Regions from separate parts of the Homo sapiens genome. Here region 2 is linked to region 1. Evidence: chromatin contacts called from ENCODE Hi-C data. All regions are on one chromosome and are shown on one strand. Each heading gives the region's core, a stretch centred on a gene start or an enhancer-like site at or near the end of the contact. The rest is flanking DNA. Distances are from core to core; before and after follow the strand shown. Region 1 overlaps MNAT1 (MNAT1 component of CDK activating kinase). Region 2 overlaps SYT16 (synaptotagmin 16).

Region 1 (7,316 bases), core at 366-2,865:
TCTATTGGAGCATAAGTGAGGACCAGTTAAGGATCTATTTCTATATTCTTTGGGATTAGGAATATAGTTTTTAATATTTGCATTTTTTAAAAAATGTATTTTAAAATAGATTTATTTTAAGCATGTCTATTATGTTTTATTGAAAAAATGCCACAAGATAATATTAAAAAATGTTTTGACAAAAGAAAAAAATTATACATAATACTTTCACAGAGGAGTTCTTTTAATTTTTATCTTCTTATTTGTATGTGTGTGTGCTGTGTAGTCTCAGCTGCTCTGGAGGCTGGGGTAGGAGGATTGCTTGAGCCCAGGGGGTCAAGGCTGCAGTGAGCTATGAGTGTGCCACTATATTCCAGCCTGGGTGACAGAGTGAGGCTCTGTCTCAAAGCAAACAAACAAAAAACACTTTGGAGAATGCTGTTTTAAGTTTTGACTCAGTAACTAATTTTGTAAGAAATTTCATATTACTCTACCATTGTACTACTTATTATTATTATTTTTTGAGATGGAGTCTCACTCTGTTGCCCAGGCTAGAGTGCAGTGGTGTGATCTTGGCTCACTGCAACCTCTGCCTCCTGGGTTGGAGCAGTTCTCCTGCCTCAGCTTCCCGAGTAGCTGGGATTACAGGTACGCACCACCATGCCCGACTAATTTTTGTATTTTTAGTAGAGACAGGGTTTTGCCATGTTGGCCAGGCTAGTCTTGAACTCCTGACCTCAGGTGACCCACCCACCTTGGCCTCCCAGAGTGCTGGGATTACAGGCGTGAGCCACCGCACCTGGCTTGCACTAGTTATTTATTGCTGTCTAACAAATTATCCTAAAACTAAATGGCTTAAAATAACAAACATTTATTTTCTCACGGTTCTTGTGCATCAGGAATTTGGGCATGGCTGAGCTGGGTAGTTTTGGCTCAGGGTGTCTCATGAGATTGCAATCAAGTTTCAGCTGGGGCTCTATTCATTTGAAGGCTTGACTGGAGTTGGAGGATAAACAGTTGACCATTAAACAACATGAGTTTGAAGTGTGTGTCCACTTATATGTGGATTTCAAAAAACAAAACAAATAAGAATTGAAAATACAGTATTCACAGTATGCAAAACCCCATGTATATGGAGGGCTGACTGTATTAAGCTCACTCATGTGGTTTTTGTCAGGAGTCCTCAGTTCTTTACTGTTATTTTTTGGCTAGAGGTGTCAGTTCTTTGTCACATGGGCCTCTCCTAAGGATTTCTTCAGTGTTCGCACAACATAGTAGCTTTCTTCTCCTCAGGTGGATGATTCAAGAGAGAGACAAACAGAAGCCACGATGTCTTCTATGAACATCATTCAGACACCATCGTTTCTGCTGCATTCTGTTTGTTCAGAGTCCTAAATACAGCTCACATTCAGAGGAAGGGGAATTGGGCTTCCCCTTTTGATGAAAGAAGTATAAAGAATTTGTGGCCATATGTAAAACCACACCAACCACATATGTATATTTATCACTGGAATACCTTGAATCCAAGAGGGCTCCCAGTGATTTTTGTCTCCTACTTTTTATGTCCTTGCTTAGTTTCTCCCTGATTGTATCAGGGTTGCTTGTATAACCAATCGAATATGGTAGAAGTTTCTCATTTCCAAGGCTAGGTCTTTAACAAAGACTTTGTGGCTTTCCATGTGGTTACTCTCTATGTTCTTGGGCAACTTGCTGTCATGAAAGACAGTTTATGTGTCGTCAGCAGCCTTATGAAGTTCCGTGTGGTTAAGAACTGAGACCTTCTACTAACCGCCAAGTCAGTGAGCCATCTTAGTCTTCAGTCCCAGTCCTGTCTTCAGATGACTGCAGCCCCAGCTGATATCTTGACAAATAAGCTGCTCCTGGATTCCTGACACTGAGAAATTTTGTGAGATAATAAATTGTTTATTGTTTTAAGCTGTCAAGCTTGGTGGTGTTTTGTTATGCAGCAACAGATAACTAATAGAATCCCTTCATCTTTATTAAAACAAAAGGCACATTGCCAAAAGCTGTACACATATTAGGGATTTTATTTTTTTTTTAATAATAGGGAGAAATTTCTTCTTTTTTTTTTTTTTTTTTGAGACCGAGTCTCGCTCTGTCGCCCAAGCTGGAGTTGGAGTGCAGTGGCACGATCTTGGCTCACTGCAACCTCCGCCTCCCAGGTTCAAGCGATTCTGCTGTCTCGCTCTCCTGAGTAGCTGGGACTACAGGCGTGTGCCACCACACCTGGTTGATTTTTTTTTTATTTTTAGTAGAGACGGGGTTTCACCGTGTTAGCCACGATGGTCTCGATCTCCTGACCTTGTGATCTGCCCGCCTCGGCCTCCCAAAGTGCTGGGATTATAGGCGTGAGCCACCGCGCCTGGCAATAGGGAGAAATTTCTAAGGGCGCATGTTCAACAAGCCATTGTCATTAGAGAAGTGGCTTTTGTTCAGAGGCATATGAACTACTTTTATTCAGAAGTAATCAAGGGGGAATCTAGTAGTATTGTAAAGGTAAACATTTTAATATCATGTAAGATGTGATAATAATTTAGTGTTTTTAGTGAGAATCCTGTAAGCTTCCTGTCATTGACTAAGGTCTGGATTACATTCTATAACGCATGAAGTAGCAATTTGAGAAACTAATTCTTTATAAAAATACTTTCACCTTGTTAATAGATTTGTTTCTGTAAGTAAGAAATACAGTGGAGTTGAATCTTATGTGGAATTTGTATATACGTATTTTTTTTTTCCAGAGACAAAATCTCACTCTGTTGCCTGGGCTAGAGTGCAGTGGCATGATCACGGCTCACTGTAACTTCAAACCTCTGGGCTCAGGAACCCTTCTGCCTCAACCTCCCAAGTAGCTAGGACTATAGGTGTGTGCCACCATGCCTACCTAATTTTTTTTTTTTTAGTTGCCCAGGCTGGAATGCAGTGAAGTGATCTCAGCTCACTGCAACCTCTGCCTCCCAGGTTCAAGTGATTCTTCTGCCTCAGCCTCCAGAATAGCTGGGACTGCAGGCACGTGCCACCACACCTGGCTACTTTTTGTATTTTTAGTGGAGACGGGGTTTCACCATGTTGGCCAGGATGTTCTTGATCTCCTGACCTCATGATCCACCCGCCCTGGCCTCCCAAAGTGCTGGTATTACAGGCGTGAGCCACTGTGCCTGGCCTAATTTTTTATTTTTTGTAGAGACAGGGTCAGGCTTTGTTGTCCATACTGGTCTTGAACTCTTAGGCTCAAGCCATCCTCCTGCCTCGTCCTCCCAAAGTGTTGGGATTGTAGGCTAGTCACTGCACACAGCCTGGAATTTGTATTCTAAAGTCATGTAAAGCAGAAAATATAGTGAAGATTACCCTTAATATTAAGGATCAGAAATTGTCCATATGGGTAAATAATTTTTCATTAAACCTAGCGCAGCCAGTTTTCCTTCCAGCATAGTAATAAATCAGTATTCCTCACCTGAACAGCAGATGAAGTAATTGGCTCTTGTTTTGGCATTATACTGAAAAGACTTACCTTTAAACACTGTCATATATAGTCCAATAAGATGCTTGTCCTAGGAGAGGCATTGAAACTGAGTGCAACAGAGGGAACAGCAGAGTGACATCTCTCATTTTATGATTACTCTGGGGTATAGAGATAGTCACTGAGAGGAGAGGCTGGGGAAATGGGACCGCTTTCTAAAAATGTATCTCTGTCTCTTTTTGCTGAACATATATAAGTGAATTTGTGTAAGTATGCACATGATGTGATGCCATTGTGTAATGCTTCTGAAACGTAAATACTTGTCTTTTTTTGGGAAATGTAGACTTTTTATTTCTTTCATTATGATGCTTAGATTATTTGATAGCCTATTTAATGGACTATGGGATAAGAAAGATTGAGTTTTGTTAACTTACATATAGCACAATGTGGGAACCTCTGTTCATAACGAGCTGTCTATGTCATTAAGGAAAGTTTCAGTGATAGTACACAACCATACACATTTGTTGAACATATGCATTAAAGACAGAGTTATATTGAAAAAAGTTTAGAATAGAACTTCTGCATTTTGGAGTATGCTACACTTGTCTGGAAAAGTTACTGTCAGATAATGTTTTGTTACTCTTGGAACATGCGTTATTGTACATGAAATTCTGAACTTTTATAGAGTATGAGCTAAGAAGTGCTTTTCCCATTACTAAGGAGGCTGAATATTCAAGAGTGATCATGGAAGAATTTTAAAAAATAGTATATTTTTATACTTCACAGTGTCTTATGGATTGCTTACCATTTAACAGTTAAGCTGGAGGATGGAAAAATCTTGATGTAAGTGGTAGGAACTTCTGCCAACTGGAAATCAATTAAAATGAAAATAAAGCAAGTATAAAGTTTTAGTGTTACTGGGAAGATACCATTTGACTCACAAAGGTGTCATTCATGTGCTCTTTCTGGCTATATACCTGTGGCCTAAAGCTGTGGTCTTTTGGGGATTTAATTATTAATACAGAAATGTGTTTTACAAAATAGAGCCATGTCTATTTTGATGCCATATAGTTTCTTTTTAAAATGTATAAATGCCCTTGCGTTTTTTTGGGCAAAATCAATCATGCTGTCTTGTATTTGGAGGTAAATGACAACAGGATATTCACTTCCAGTTTAAGTAGTAGCCTACAGTTTCTCTTGAATTTAGTTTTTGGCTTGGTTAAACCATTAGTGTATTTGACCTGGACTAGAACTTGATTTTAAGATGTCATCAGCTGTGAGTTCCCAAGTGACTGGCTCTCACATTTCACTGAGAGAGAACAGGCTATTTGACTTGTTAGTTTGAAGAAATCATATGCAACTTTCTGGTACTGCAGAAGTTGTTCAGAAACATAACACAGAGTACTAAGAAGCTAAAAATTTCCTGTTTAAAACTAACGGTGTATGGAGTAATTTATTTTGTGGAATCTGGAGGGATTGGTGTTTGAGATGGAAATACATACTGATCTGACAGTTTCTTACTCTTATTTACCTCTTTCCTCAGTTTTTGGTGATAATTCCAAGTTATATTAATATATAGACTGTATCAAGCCACTATGAAAATTTTATCTAAATGCAGTTCCAGATTTTGCAGTATTTTAGTGCATTTTTTTTTATTGTCCACACACACCCACACACAGGCTAGAATGTTTGACATTTTCTGGTCATCAATTGAGACACTGAAATGTCTTGTTTGATAAAGTTATATTTTGTTTCAAAGATATTTTTAATAGACTGTTCCTAAGCATTTGAACCAAACAGCAGCTATGAGCTTAGGGCTTTAGGGCAAGATTTCCTAGAATATCATTCATGTTACTCCTAGTTTACATCAGAATATAGGAGACAAACTATAATTTAGTTTCAGTTAATACTTTCCAAATTTTTACCCCTGTGGCATTTGTCTGAGAAATACTGATGAGTCACAGAGATTCCCTTTCTGTCCTTAACTAGAACATATGTAGAATAGGAAATAGGAGAAAACTGTTCATGCATTTCCGTGCTTTTAGGTTTTTTTCTGCTCTTGGCAGTGTATTGATTCTGATGCTTTACTTATTTTGTAATTTTTATTTTATGACTTCCTGTGTACAAGGAGTTGATGATGCAAAGTTGAATCAGAGGTAATTTTTGCCCTGAGGTCTCATTGCTAAGTATGGAAGATAGACAAACAAAATGTTACAATACACTACAATAATTGTTATGATGAGTGTTGTTGGAACCATCTAAGGAGCATAATTTAGATGGTAGAGGGCAGTGGGACCAACAAATATACCAGATATTCAAATAAGAAATCTGAGGTCATACTATATGTACTAGGCTTATTTCTAAGCCCTACGAAGTTGTGCCCATAACTGTCTCCTTAATAACTTCCAAATTACAGATTTTATCCTATTCCCCTTGTAGTCTATGTCTTCCTTATCTCTACTTGGACTTTTTTTTTTTTTTCTTTTTGAGGTAGGGTTTTGCTTTGTTGCCCAGGTGAGAGTGCAGTGGCAAGATCATGGCTTCTTGCAGCCTTGACTTCAGGGCTCAAGCAATCCTCTCATGTCAGCCTCCTCAGTAGCAGGAACTACAAGTGTGTGCCACTACACCTGGCTAATTTATCTTTTTGTAGAGACAGAGTCTTACTGTGTTGCCCAGGTTGGTCTCGAACTCCTGGGCTCAAGTGATCCTCCCACCTCAGCCTCCCAAAGTGCTGGGATTACAGGTGTGAGCCACGTTGCCTGGTCCACTTGGACTATTTCAACTGTCTCCTGGCCGAGGACTGCTTCAAGCTTAATTAACATGGATACTGCTTACTACCGCCCACTCCTCCCAACCCTCCAAAAAAAAACCCCCAAATTCAGAAAACAAAACAAAAAATAGTCTTCCCCTTTTAACCATGATACTTCCTGCTTAAACTTCTTTGGTGGTTTCTTGTGTCTTCCACCAATGCTTCTCACATTTTAAAAAGTAACATTAACAATGGAGGAAAACAAATTTGTACCCCTAGTTTGTCTGGAGGTGCAACTAGAAGTGTCGCTTTGAAAGCCCCTTTGAAGTTTTGGTTGACCTTAAAAATGCATGTAAGATTTTAATTTTTTAATATTTTCTGTTAGTATTAAAACAAAAAGTATATGCCTTCCTAATTTTTTATCTCATACCCCTAACCTTTGCATAAAATTGATGTTTTAGGAAGACGCACCACGTTTTCCTCTGGCTTTATGTAATCCCTGACACACAGACCCCACATCATCCTGTAGTTCAGTATTTTCAAACTGTGTTGCCTGAGAGATTTCAAACTGAAACTCTGAGAGATTGTTTGAGGCAGCTGCTCATTGTCATCCCTTAAACTAGAGCAGTCTCCATTTATCTGTTTACATATTAGGTTTCTGGGTAACATTTAGTATGAAGAAAGAGTTCTGTTATTAAAGAAATATAAGCCTGAAAAATGCTACTGTAATATATGCTAAAAATCCAAATTCCTTAGCTTATCATGTAAAGATTTTTCTGGTCTGGTCTCTGCCTATTTTACTTTTCTTTCTTCTCTCTCTCCTCAGCTTCCAGCACCTTTCCTAGAGATTGAAACTTGAAACCTGAGGGTGAAATTAATTTTGTTTGGCCCTGGAGTGTTGGCTTGCACAGCATTTAAATTAAAACAAAACAAAAAATGAATTAGTTGCCAACATGTAAAAATGAGGAGACATCATGTAAAAATTTGGATCTCTCAGTTTTGTTGAAAAACTGCTAGATCTGGTAACATTTTGGCTCCATATTCTCAACAGCATGGAGTTGATGAGTAGCCATCATTAACATGAGATGCATTCTTTAGTTGGCCAGTTTG
Region 2 (7,259 bases), core at 2,924-5,423, 1.3 Mb after region 1:
CTCAAATCCAACTCGGAGGCAGTTCCCGTAACTGCCTGCTTTGCAGGCTTAGCTTGCCTTTTAAGAAATGATTTATTTGCCTCTTAGCTGTATTGAGAACTCTGTCTTCCCCTGTGTATCTGGCATCAGGAACATATTGTAGGCCTGTTTACTTTAGGCCACACAGATGACATCAACACTATCTTACTAAAACAGAAAGGCTTTCAATTTGACAGAAAATCTTTAAACCTACCTGGGTTTTGACAATTTGACACAAGTATTCTCATCTTAAGGAAAAGCCCAGGATATTGGAGCTCAAGGAATCATTTATTTTGTCTCAGCAGGAAACTGGTCGTGCAGTGTGACTACCTGTTAGGCTGATGGATTTTCGAGCTCTGCTCTTCTCTGCTGGCGAAGGCCTTTGGCTTTTTCCTGCAGACCCAGGGCTTGGCAGGAAAGACAATGGGAGTGTGGCTGGTGATTTTGAGCACACAGGGAGACAGGTGTCCCACTTTTCATCTCTGCTTTCCACTGATTAATTGGTTGGCCTTGAGAAGTTAATTAAAATCTGCCAAATGGGGATAAGAATGAAGAGATTTTTACCTTGCAGGAAGGTCAGATGGATTAGTGGTATTAACAGTACCCAAGTGAGGAGCTCCTTCAGTTGCCTGGTGAGAGGTAAAGTGTGTTGAAATAATTAATTGCTATGAAAATACCAGCATTCACAAATCTTTTTCTCAAATCAACCCAGGGAGGGGCTACAAAGCCCAGTTTTCATGGGCCACAGCTTGAATTGGCCTATCCAAAGCCCAGCCATTGGCAGGATCTGTTTATTCAGAGGAGTTCTTAGGACAGTCAGGAGCTCTACCCAGGACTCTCTTAGAAACCTGCAGGTGGAGTGAGCATTTATCCGAAGAGACAGCCTGATACATAAGTGGAGAGAGCTCCTCATTCACTAAAATATTTTTACCTTGGCATTGAAGTTGACAAAACTAAGAGCTATTAACTAACATTAAGAGCAGGGGCCTCAAAGGATGTGAAAACCACAGAGAGTGTGATTCCAACCCCCACCTTCCGTCTTCTCCCCCTTCATCTTGTGCGCTTGCTCTCTCTCTCTCTCTCTCTAGTGCTCTCTCGCTCTCTCTCTCTCTCTCTATATATATATATATAAACACACACACACACACACACACACATATGTCTATATGTAGAAATAGTTATGCCTAAAGGTTTGGGGAAGAAGAAAGGAGACTGTATGTTTCAAAATAAGGTTTGAAATTTTGAGTATTGGATACGAGTTAAGGCAGGCCTGGGACTCAAACTGCCAGGGCATGAGTCCTGGATAATCTTGTCTGGGAATTTGATCTGGGCTTGGGGGGAGAGAGCGTGTTAGTTATTTAGTCTTTCTAAGCTTGAGTTTCGTCCTCCATAAAATGAAGATATTAAAATACCTACCTCATTGCATTGATGTAAATATTCAAAAAGATAATGTTTCTTAGTTGGGTTCCTCAAAAAAGCAGAGCCTACGTAAAGGCTTTGTTCCCTGCTTTGGGAGTGCAACCCCAGGGAACAAAAGTGCGAGACAAGGGAAGTAAGGCAGGGAAGAAGGGAGGTCAAGTGTGAGAATACACAGTTGAATTGGCCACCACTCAGTATGGCTAATTGCCTGATCTTGTGTGATCACACTCCAAGAAGCTGTATGAACTGATAGGACAACTGACTACGGGGCAAAAAGTAGACTTCACATATATTGGTGTCAAGCAGGGTTCTGCAGCTGTCTAAGCCTTGGCGGTCGACAGAGAGACCAATGATAAGAAATGAGAATTATATTGTGTGGGTAGAAGGTAAGACTTTATTGAGTAGTTCCAGGCTGAAACTACTTAGAGCCCATATAGGCTGTGCCTTAGGGGAAGATGGAACATGAGTTAAGGCCAAGAAGATCTGAAGTGTTTAAGAGCCAATTTTTATAGTCTGTAAAGGATTTGATATGGTATTTGGCATAAGAAATAGTTTAGTAGATGTTAGCTATTATTACTTATGGTCAGAAATGCAATACAGAGATGATCAAGAGTAGGCTAAAATAGATGGGAGTTTTAGGAAGAGACAAGGGAGTTTGAGAGAAGATTCTGACTTGATTTTTGAGTTGGCCTAAATCCTTGGAGACTTGCTTCTAATATATATACACTAGTCAGTTGTATTCAAAAGTCTCTATAGCAACCACTTTTATCACTTGAAACTAAGTACCTCTGAATAGAAACACTCACGCATGATTGCATGCTCACAGGAAAGGATATAAGAAGCTTCACTTATTTTACAAGAAATCTAAATTTTCTTGCAGGCTAATTTGAATCTTAAAAGAAAAGGATATTTATTAGATGTCTACTGTCTGTCAAGTCCTCTACTTTTTACAACATCCCTACACAGAAGGTACCATCTCCATTTTACAGTTGAGGAAAATAGAACATGGAAAGGATTAAATGACTTGCCCAGTGTCATAGAGCTAGTAAGTGGTAGGCCTGGGCTTCCTAAGGAAATACGAACCCAGAGAACCATGAACTTTCACCCAGACTATGTGGGAAAGTTTCATTGATGGATGCACATTTTGAGGCATTGTATTATAATTTGAAACGAGATCTCTAAATTAGCAAGTTCTGGTGTTCAATTGCATAAATAAGAACTGGTTTGCAATAAGAATCAGATCAAAGTTTAGTTACAGGTAAGGATCATGCCTTCAGAGGAAAATAGAATTATTATTGACATTATTTATAATTTGTTAGTGGGGTGGTTCATTATAATAAATGCAGCCTAGCTCAGTTTTCCCAGTAAGGTCATCAGATCTGAGTGGCTGCATGTAAATTGCTACCCAAGGGTGACATTCCATAAAGAGGGATGTGTGTTTGAGAATAGGTAGCACCAGTCCAGTGGTGGGAATAGATATTTATGCAGTCTGGTCTAAGCCAGGTATTTTCATATCAATGAAAACCTCACAACAACACACCAGCAAGTAGGCACATTAATGTGCATTTTTAAGCTAGACTACCGAGAGGCTGGTCTATTTGGCCAGGGTAAAAAAGCTAGTCAGTGGTAGAGTTATGATTTCAATTTAGGTGTTCTGGCTCCAGGCTCAGTGTTGCTGTTTACTAAAGGGCTGTGGAGGTGTCCTCCTAAATCCTTGCTGCTCAAAGTGTGAGCCGAGGCTAGCAGCGTCAACATCCCTTGTGCCTGTCCCAGAAATGGCAGGATCTCAAGCTCCACTCCAGACCTACTGAATCAGAATCCTCAGATGATTTAGGTCTACATTAAAGTTTGAGAAGCTCAGCCCTAAACCTTTTCTCCCACTTAGATTGAAAATATACTGAAGCATCACCTTCCTGGGACTCCCATCAAAATTCTTGTCTGTAGAAAGCTCTTGCCTGTGGAGAACAGGCTCAGGCTCAACCATCTGTATTTAGGGACACAAGGAAAAGTTGCCTATGGACAATTGCCTGTTGACTTAATTTTAGATTTAGCATCTCAGTTGGTTTCAATGATCCTGGGCAATTGTGCTTTTTGAGAGGCAGTATATATGAAAACACTTTGCAAAAATATAAAAGCTTTAGTTATCCATTCCAAAAACATTCACGAAGGCGCACCATATGCTAGGCACTTTGCCGTCAAAGAATTCACAGTTTAATGCAGCGATAGACCAGTAAACAGACCTATCTGATATAGAGGGAATACACTGGCAGTTAGAAAGCAGGGATTCTGAAGGAGCACAAAGGGGCACCAACTGGCCAAAATGTAATTGGGTATCATCATTTCCATTTCTAATTGTTTCCTCTGCCTGCAACAGGAACAGGACAGGACCAATTTGCAGGTGCCATCCGGGGTCTCAGAGCCCATCTCAAAGTGTGGTGACCTAGATGTCATCTTTGAATATAGAGCCGCCAGCCAGAAGCTCACAGTGACCATTGTGAGGGCACAGGGCCTCCCAGATAAGGACCGAAGTGGTGTCAACTCCTGGCAAGTTCATGTAGTGCTGCTGCCTGGTAAGAAACACAGGGGCAGGACGAACATACAGAGAGGGCCCAACCCCGTCTTCAGGGAGAAGGTCACCTTTGCCAAGCTGGAGCCCAGAGATGTGGCTGCCTGTGCTGTCCGCTTCCGCCTGTACGCTGCCCGGAAGATGACCCGAGAGAGAATGATGGGAGAGAAACTATTCTATCTCAGCCACCTGCACCCAGAAGGGGAAATGAAAGTGACTCTGGTTCTGGAGCCAAGAAGTAATATAAGCGTGAGTATGTTAAATGGTGCTGCTAATGATGTGGTGTGTTCGAAGACCTGGGATTGTCAGCCCTTGATTTAGTACGTTCAGTCTGTGAATTCAGAGACTTTAATTTAATTTTCCATTTGGCTCTCCTCACCCTTGTAAGCCATGATTTGCACTTCATGGTACAATGGGTCTTTCATGCCTGTCTTCCTGATAACCTGATGGATAAATGCCCTGTCCATTTTAGGACAAAATAGCAGCAGTGTGGTAGAGGGCATGGAGAAAAACAGGGAAGGTGGCTTGGCCCTCTGGATTGTGGATAACTGATCCTACTCCTCCTGCCCCCAATCTGCATCATGATGAATCTCAGAGATGGGACTTTCTGGGCAAGGTTCTTAACGGGTATGCTGGGGCAGACTGAGAGAGCAGCCCAGAACTTCAGCTGCTTCTGAAACCTTTCATTTGTGTTACTACCGTCTTCCCTCATACCCCATTTCCCTGCTTGCCACAGGGTTTCAAGGAAAGGTGTCATAATTTACATGCCTACAGGATGGGCAGCTCACTACTGCTGTGGGTTATATGTCATGTAGTATGCCCATCTCCTTTTACAAAACCACGTTAACAGATCAGGGAGCTCTGTAGGCTCTGGATTCAATCAGTCATTCATTCAGAGATGTTTACTGTCAATTATGGTATAGGCAAAGTGGATGCAGGAAAGAACTAAGCAGGCGATGCCTCTGCCCTTGGAGAGCTTGCAGTCTAGTGGTGGCCAAGTAGGCAAGGAGACAGAGTGATAGGCTGCCGCTTGTTTAGAGGATCAGAGAAAGTTTCTTTGAGGTGGTGATAAAACGCCGGAACTCAAAGCATCGAGAGAGCGAGGCTGGTGCTGTGAGGAGGATGAGAGTTCCAGACAGAGTGAACAGCACATGCAAGCAGTCAGGATGTGGGGTGGCCGGGGGAGTGGGGAAGCTTGTCATATCTGAGGAAGAACAAAGGAGACAGAAAGTCTGGACTGTAGTGGTGGCAGATCTGTCTGCTTAAATGTCCAATGATGTCTCAAAATTAACGTCTTCAGGCCTGAAATCCTGATTTTTGCCTCCCTAAATCTATTCCCCCTGCAGTCTTCTCCATGTTGCTTAAAGGCAGTTGCATTCTTCCAATTGCTGGGGTCAAAAATCTCAGAAGTCATCTGTGACTTTTCTGTTTTCCACCTGAAATCCTATTGGCTCTATCTTCAGGTACAACCAGAACCTGGCTCTCTGCTGGATTACTGAAATAGCTGCTCAGCGGTGGTCTTTCCACTTCTGCCTTTGCCTCTACAGACTCTTCTGGACATGGGAGCCAGAATGAGCTTTTTAAAGTTATAAGCCAGATGATGTCTCAGCTCTGCTCAGATCTCCCTTTTTTCTTAATATCTGAGTAAAGCACATCGGAAATGATGGAAAACAGAATGCAGTGGAGATCAGAAGGGATCCTGCGTGATAGAGCTTGGGAATGGGGATGATCACACCCATATTTATGCTTGCTAGGCCCTATGCTGTGTGCTGGTGGCACGGAGTTGAATGGGGAAAATGAGCTAGTGTAAAAGAACTTTGCAGGTGGAAGTCTTTCATTCACCAGTTATTTGTTGAGCACAGTTATGTGCCAGACATTAGGCTATGCACCAGGGACTGAGAGATTTATACGGATTCAGAATTTGATGGGAGAGGCAAGCAGTGAGTGACAGGTGCCACAGCGGGAAGCTTTTATAGGAGCACAGGAGGGGGAGTGAGTCTCACTTAAGAGTAAGCAAATATTTCATTGTTGAATTTTTATCTTCTAGACAGCAGGGTCTGTAAGACATCTATCACGACCACCTAGCCCTGCCGTTTACAAACTATGTTCCATACAGCCTCAGGTTAGGTGGGGGGCGCTCTGCAGAAATGTCTGTGGTTTGGTAAACAGGATACTTTCCTGCAGATGGGCAGAATATTTGATTCCTTTTATTGGTTCTAATTATTGAGTTTCTGGTCAGAAATTTGAAGAAATGATTTCAAACATTGAGAAGAAAGGTTTAAGTCAAGTCTAATGCCCTTGTTTCTGGTGGAGGAGATGGTGTTTCAGGGGGACAGGATTGCCTGCCCCCACAGGGTCGATTCCTACTCCCGTGCCTTGAGGGACAATCAGTGTCCTTCTCAGTTTTGTGCTCCTCCTCCCGATGTGCCCGTGCCTGGTGGGGAAGTGTAGGTGCTCAGGAGAAGCGTGCCCATGAATAAACATGACAGAAAGCTCAGGTTCTCCTGGGCTCACTTGGTGCCTGCCAGGTCGCTGAGACCCACAACCCATGTGTTGTCTTTTTTCTCAAACAGTTGTAAACGTGCTCATTTGTAATGTAAGTTATTTCTTTAAAAGGCAAAATTTGGCACCTGGCATATATTTAACAACCTTAAGCAGAACTAGGAGCCAAATGTTCTATGTGGGGGTAGACGTCCAGTGGTCATTTCTTTTATAGTTAAGACACAACGCCTCCTGTATTGCCATATTCATCAAGGAGCTGCAGAGAACAGAAACAAACCTCAGGCCTGGAGTGGAGGGGTTCCTTAGAAACATCCAAGCACAGATTACACAGGGGGGAATTTGAGTCTATATTGAATGTATTATTAACTCTCCTTGTATCTTAGAGGGTTTGATTTACACTAGTAATAACGTCTTTGTCCGTTTTGCCTTTAGAGAGGAAATATTGAATGGAGACAGCTCTTGAAACAAATATGTCAGTTCCTAATGCAGGGATCTCATCCGTGACTGTGCTCCCTGGGCCCATTGTAATTCACGCCGAGTGCGCCCTTAGTCATCTTTGGCAGTCATTGGGGATTGGGTCACAATTTCACCAAACATAATATCGGCTTTCTCTAAAAGAGAGTAGTGCAGCGTGGGCCAATGGATTCTTTGTTGTTCTTCCCCTCCAGAGTGGAGGGTCTCCGCTCAGCCCATCTGCGGTTTCTCACAGTGATAGTACTTCATCCACGCAGTCGCTGTCTCATGGAGGGGCGCC

The links. A loop is a pair of places that touch in the nucleus more often than their neighbours do. Pooled maps may share reads with other maps.
Region 2: a loop to region 1 is called in a pooled map, with 17 times the contacts of the local background. The contact joins two enhancer-like sites. A Hi-C loop is called at or near these places in 3 of 37 single-sample maps with no recorded cell type and 3 of 50 pooled maps.

What each region holds. Positions count from the first base shown.
Region 1 is chr14:60,752,281-60,759,596 of GRCh38, forward strand. All of the region lies in intron 1 of MNAT1 (MNAT1 component of CDK activating kinase), which reads left to right. Among named protein-coding and RNA genes, the nearest start is that of MNAT1, 21 kb to the left of the region's middle. RefSeq lists enhancers at 1,096-1,375, 1,786-1,835. Within about 2 kb of position 1,616, at least 5 of the 41 ENCODE cell types and tissues checked have a DNase peak (open chromatin) inside an H3K27ac peak, as active enhancers do.
Region 2 is chr14:62,077,023-62,084,281 of GRCh38, forward strand. It overlaps SYT16 (synaptotagmin 16), which reads left to right. Exons shown (of 8, transcript NM_001367656.1): 6 at 3,812-4,252; 7 at 7,174-7,259. Among named protein-coding and RNA genes, the nearest start is that of LINC00644, 59 kb to the right of the region's middle. RefSeq lists an enhancer at 4,050-4,169. Within about 2 kb of position 4,174, at least 3 of the 41 ENCODE cell types and tissues checked have a DNase peak (open chromatin) inside an H3K27ac peak, as active enhancers do.